Linked DNA regions of Homo sapiens: region 1 is linked to region 2. The links are chromatin contacts, found by Hi-C or POLR2A ChIA-PET in ENCODE. All regions are on one chromosome and are shown on one strand. Each heading gives the region's core, a stretch centred on a gene start or an enhancer-like site at or near the end of the contact. The rest is flanking DNA. Distances are from core to core; before and after follow the strand shown. Region 1 overlaps LOC105376207 (a long non-coding RNA gene). Region 2 has its middle 59 kb from the start of KLF4.

The links. Hi-C counts contacts between places; a loop is a spot of excess contacts on that map. ChIA-PET counts read pairs that join two places held with the same protein, here RNA polymerase II (POLR2A). Pooled maps may share reads with other maps.
Region 1: a loop to region 2 is called in a map of PC-3, with 12 times the contacts of the local background. The contact joins two enhancer-like sites. A Hi-C loop is called at or near these places in 1 of 168 maps with a recorded cell type or tissue (PC-3) and 1 of 50 pooled maps. POLR2A ChIA-PET finds 5 or more read pairs at or near these places in 2 of 52 experiments (AG04450 and PC-9).

The regions. Positions count from the first base shown.
Region 1 is chr9:107,711,213-107,713,912 of GRCh38, reverse strand. All of the region lies in intron 2 of LOC105376207 (a long non-coding RNA gene), which reads left to right. Among named protein-coding and RNA genes, the nearest start is that of KLF4, 220 kb to the right of the region's middle. Within about 2 kb of position 1,357, at least 6 of the 41 ENCODE cell types and tissues checked have a DNase peak (open chromatin) inside an H3K27ac peak, as active enhancers do; they include PC-3 and PC-9, where a contact is called at or near this core.
Region 2 is chr9:107,547,208-107,549,907 of GRCh38, reverse strand. No RefSeq gene overlaps it. Among named protein-coding and RNA genes, the nearest start is that of KLF4, 59 kb to the right of the region's middle. Within about 2 kb of position 1,412, at least 13 of the 41 ENCODE cell types and tissues checked have a DNase peak (open chromatin) inside an H3K27ac peak, as active enhancers do; they include PC-3 and PC-9, where a contact is called at or near this core.

The sequences.
Region 1 (2,700 bases), core at 108-2,607, 160 kb before region 2:
ACAAAAATTAGCTGGGCGTAGTGGCAGGCACCTGTAATCCCAACTACTCAGGAGGCTGAGGCAGAAGAATTGCTTGAAATGGGAGGTGGAGGTTGCAGTGAGCTGAGATCACGCCATTGCTCTCCAGTCTGGGCAACAAGAGCAAAACGTCATCTCAAAAAAAAAAAAAAAAAAAAAAAAAAAAGAAAGGAAATCCTGTAGGGCTGCAGCTCACTCCAGTTACCCACAGGATTATGCCTGAGCAATGCAACCAGACCCCCCAGTCTCCCTTGCCAACTGCCTCAGCCTCCCTCCCTCTACTCCTCCACCAGAACACTGCCTTCAATCAGGACAAATGGCTCGCCCACCTTGACACCCTCCAGGCTGTGAAGTGACCTGGTATCTTTGCTGATGCTATTCTCATCACGGAATTCATAGCCTCCCTTCTCCAACTGGAGGATGTGTCATCAAGGCTCAAGACTGACGCTTGAACAGCCCCTCATCCCATGACACCAACCTAATGCACCATCCGACCGCCATCATTACAACCCAACAGAATCCACATCCATCACTCTTGATGCTTTTCACACACACAGGGTCTCTCCACTGTGGCATTTAACACTGTAATTGTTACTTCATTGGCCAATCTCCCTAGACTGTAAGTCCTTAGAGGCAGAGTGACTAGATCCAGTCAGATTCTAGATGTCTTTCACCAGCACAAGGTCCAGCACTGGCTCCGCTTAGTGAGCCTGCTAAATGGTTGGGCAAATGGTCCTTTTCTCATGGGTAAACAGAGATCAAGGATACTTCCCTCTCTGTATGATGCCCACTTTAAGGATCTCTCTGTCCTATTTCTTACAACTGTATATGAATCTACAATTATCTCAAAAATTTTAATAAATTTAATCTAACATTAAGTTAATTTAAATGTAATTAATGAAAGGAGTCCTGTACATTGGTGCCCGCTCTCCTGTGAAGCCCTGATATATTTCTGTTGCAGGAAAAAGAGATCCCCACACCCCACATCATGCCCTGACTGCTTATCCCCCAACTAAAACCTGAGACCCCTGAATCTGGACAAAGCATTCTCCTTGGAAGTGCTGACAGCTTGCATCGAGCTTGTATTTACCAGTTTTCATTTTACTTGCATTTTACCCAGTTTGATACTGATCCTGGGGGCCACTGTGTGTCCCGTGGTCAGGGCCAATCAGAAAGGCTGGTGGGTTCCTCCCTCCAGTTCTACCTGCTTCCACTTCTTCTCTTTCCCCGCAGCCTGTGAGTGAGATTTCAGCATGCCTTGTGGTTAATGTCTCAAAGGTTTCCTGAACACTGACTGTGAGTCATGCTATCTGACAACCACTAGGTGTTCAAAGAATAATAAGACACATTTCTCTCCCATGAGGGTCATACAGACTCATGTGGAAGAGGAAGGAGAGAGCAGGTGACTCCAGCAAATGGATATGGATCCATTCGTATTAGATTGGTGCAAAAGTAAGTGCAGTTTTTGCCATTCATTTGGCAAAAACCACAATTACTTTTGCACCAATTTATATATTTTACAAGATGCTATGAGAGGACAAGAGAAGGCAGGAGGACCTAAACCTGACTAAAGATGTCAGGGAAGCAAGTCTTAGAGCTGAGACTTGGAAGATATTCAAGGACTAGGCAAGGAGACAAAGTGAGGAAGGGCTTTTTAAGGAAAAGGATCAAAAGGGCAAAGACCTGGGTCAGCACGGCCATTTCTGGAACTCCCAGGATGCCGGTACAACTGGAGCATGAATTGTAAGAAATAACAGTTAAGAGAAAACATCGAGACAAAGGCAGGCAAGGGCCAGATCATGGACAACTGGGAGATGCCTTTATCAGGAGTTTGGATTTCAAACTTGAAAGTGAATGAGGAGAAGAAATTAATGGTGTAGCTCTTAGATTAAAAAAAAAAAAAACAAACATTATCTGGAGATGTTGGTAAATCAGTCTACATGATCCCATAAACAGCTGAATTTGACCTGAGTGCTGATTAACATAAGTCACATGATTTCTTATACTCTCCATACGTTGCTGGGAGGATATTGCTTAATAGAATTGCTCTTCTGGATTGCTGGGGCTTAAACATGTAGGAGACACAGGTGAATTGCTGTAGCTCCTTAGCTATAAACTCTCCAAATGGAGTAATGGGGTGACTCATGGTAAAAGCATTTCTGCCATGGAGCAGTCTCTTGATATTGCCCTCATCGCCAAGAAAAAGCTATGTCCTCATGGCACTCGGCCAGTATATCCGGGCATCTGTTCAGCAGATGCTCTTCCCTCACACGGGATGCAATTGGCTTCATTACTTCCTGGATCACTCTCTATTATGGGAACTGCGTGTAGGGGAAAGGACACACCTGTGTTCACATCCCAGGCCTACCACTTACCAACTGTTTGACCAATGGCAAGGAACTCCTGAGCCTCCGTTTCCCCATTTCTAACATGGGAATAAGCACCCTTACCTCAGAGTGTTGTTAAATGACATAATACATGGGAAGTGCCTAGCTAATTAGAGATTCTCAAACAGAGAGAGATGGGTGTTATTAGTGTTGGGGGCCAAGTGTTGTTTTCAGCTCAGATCTTCAAAGAGGTGGAGAGGGAAGTGCTGAGGATCTCAGAGTCAAGATCTCTCCTAACTGTGTGGCTATACATCATCTCAGGGCATGCAGTGCTGGGCCAAGGAGAAGCTGGCAA
Region 2 (2,700 bases), core at 163-2,662:
TCCATCTCCAAAAAAAAAAAAAAAAAAAAAAGTTTTAAGAATAAATGAATGTTGTCCACACCTCAATTCTTAAAAGCTTATACTTATGTGTAGCCTCTGCCTATAAGAATTAAGCCTGGGTGTGGTGGCTCACTCCTGTAATGCCAGTACTTTGGGAGGCCAAAGTGGGAGGATTGCTTGAGGCCAGGAGTATGTGACCAGCCTGGGTAATATAGTGAGACCCTGTCTCTACAAAAGAAAACAACAATAATGATAAAATAATACAGATTTTTTTCAAGAAAGTTAATGTTTGTAATGGGTCCCTTAATTTGCACAGAACTTCAAATTAAATTATTCCAATCTTTGGAGTGACCCTCAGGGTATTATTATGACCTTTCCCAGATGAGAGAAACAATAGCCAAAAGTTACACTGTCAAAACTGGTGGAACTGGGATCCTGGCATTTTGGCCCTCCCTTCTCCACTGCAATGCCAGCCCCCGAGATGGCATGTACAAATCTACGTTATCTGTTATTTTTCACATGCTGCCAGCATGTCACAAATCCAGTCTAAATAAAATGTACAACTTCCTCTTGCTACCACAGCTCACCCTCCAGCTAGGATTTCTAATTTGCTGTCACCAACAGTATCCATTCCTGGACTGTGCTCATGCCTTTTCCATAAACCAGGACCATCTCTGGGAATCTGCTCTCCTTCTACCCAAGCCCAAAGCAAGTCTTGGGAAGGGGAAGGTCACAAATCCACCTGTTAGAGAAGGGAGTTTCTAGTTCAAAAAAAGTTCTTCCTCTACATCTCTAGGCATAAGAACCCTATTCCAGTCTCAAGCTACCTCCAAGAAAAGTGGCTCATCCAATTGGCCCTGTTAATTATGCCCAGGAGATGATCCTGGAATTGTGTTTGTGAACATTAAAATCCTAATGAAACGCACTAGGAAGCTTGGCATTTAAAGGATTCCTGCTAGCAATGAGTAAGCCACAGTGAAGATTCCTTCTGGAAGGGGAGTAACTGACCCCAGAGTAATTGTCCTGTTCATCTTATTGATACCTAATGGGTTGACTTAAAGAAGCGCTCACCAGCTCCTACTTCCGGGCCTGGAATTCTTGGAAATGTGGTCTTTCCGGGCTCCCCAATGCTTGGCATTGGAGCCTCGTTTCCTCATTCTGCTTCCCTTTCCTCCTGAAACTGTTTATAGACCTGAGGTCCCGCTTGTGAGCTGAGGAAGGGCTGAGGGCCCTCAGTGAGTTGTCCACCTTTGGGAAAACGAAGACACAGGGTGAGCAAAGCAATGTGCTAAATGACAAATAGTTAAAGATTTGTCTAGATTTCACAATGGCTCTGTGTCTTATATCACTTTCATTTTTATGTCGGAAACAGGATTCAGTGCCTCTTACTCACGGTTGCATCATTGATGACAGAGAGACATTGTGTTTCTTGGCAGAGGCTGGCCCTTACAGATGAACTGGGGAGAGGGGGCTCATGCTGGGCCTGAAACGTACTTTAGGAAGCCTTTTTCTCTCCCCTGTTGGAGACACTTCCTCACATTTCTCTCAACAATGGGTTCTAAGCCCCTCCACCCCTTCCTCAAACTAACAGCCTCATGCACCCCAAACAGGCTCATTCACCCTGAGCAAAGAAGACCCCATCCTACAGTCCCAGTGTTCCTCATCCACACTTCTGGGCCTGCCTCCCTTCTTCCTTTCACCTAAGTCTGCCACCTCCCCATCCATCTGCCCAGGAGCATCACACTAACCAACAACTCCTCTCCCTAAGGTGTCTGCAATCAACTCTTTCCACCAGCCCTTCCTGTCAACATCCAAACATGCCCAGGTTTCTCACACTGAAAAATTAAAAAATAAGTAATCCTTTCACCCGACTTCCCCTCCAGTTATGGCCTTAGCTCTCCCTGCACAGCTTCAAAACTGGCATCAGGCCCATCCTACTCCCAAAACAGTTCTTAACAAGGTCACTGTGATCTTTGGTTGATCAAACCCAGTTGTCAGTCTGGTTTCCTTCCTCCTTCCTCCTTACAGCTGATGCTCACTTCGTCCTCCCGAGCTTTTCTTGCCCACTAACTGCTCCCACAGGTTCCCAGCTTCAGCAGGCTCCTGGCCCCCATGGGCAGGACTGGGAGAAGTTCTCCCTGTAGACAGACCGGCCCTTGAGAAGCCACATTACAGTCTTGAAGGGTCCTATGTTATGGTCATGTGATCTAAAAATTAGTACTTTAATAGAGAAAGACTCCAAGTCCCCATCAATAATAGTTCCTATTTTCCAAAATTCCAGGAATGACTCCAGCCTCCATTAGATGGACGCAATCTTTCTTTAGAAATGCTAAAATTGTGGAGGGCCTTGATCTAGTCAGCTGTTCTGTCTTTACCAGAGATTTGCATATCTCTGGTTTCATCCTAGTTGATAGTTCCTTTCTTAGAAGGCAACCTCATTTAAAGTGGCTAAAATATGCTGTTGCCCTTGGGTATCAACAACAAAGAGTCCTGTAACTGACATGAGACCATCCGCAAGAAGTTCCTGATTCTTCATCTACTGACTAACCCCTGCCCTTGCCCCCTCCTCTGGTTCCTCCTCAGAGGCCTCCTAAAAGCCTTCCCATCCTGTAAGCCCCCAACCCCATTATGCAGTCAGACAGAACTAATGGTTCCCCTCAGCAGTCCCTCCCAGGATTATAAATTTATCATACTCAAGTA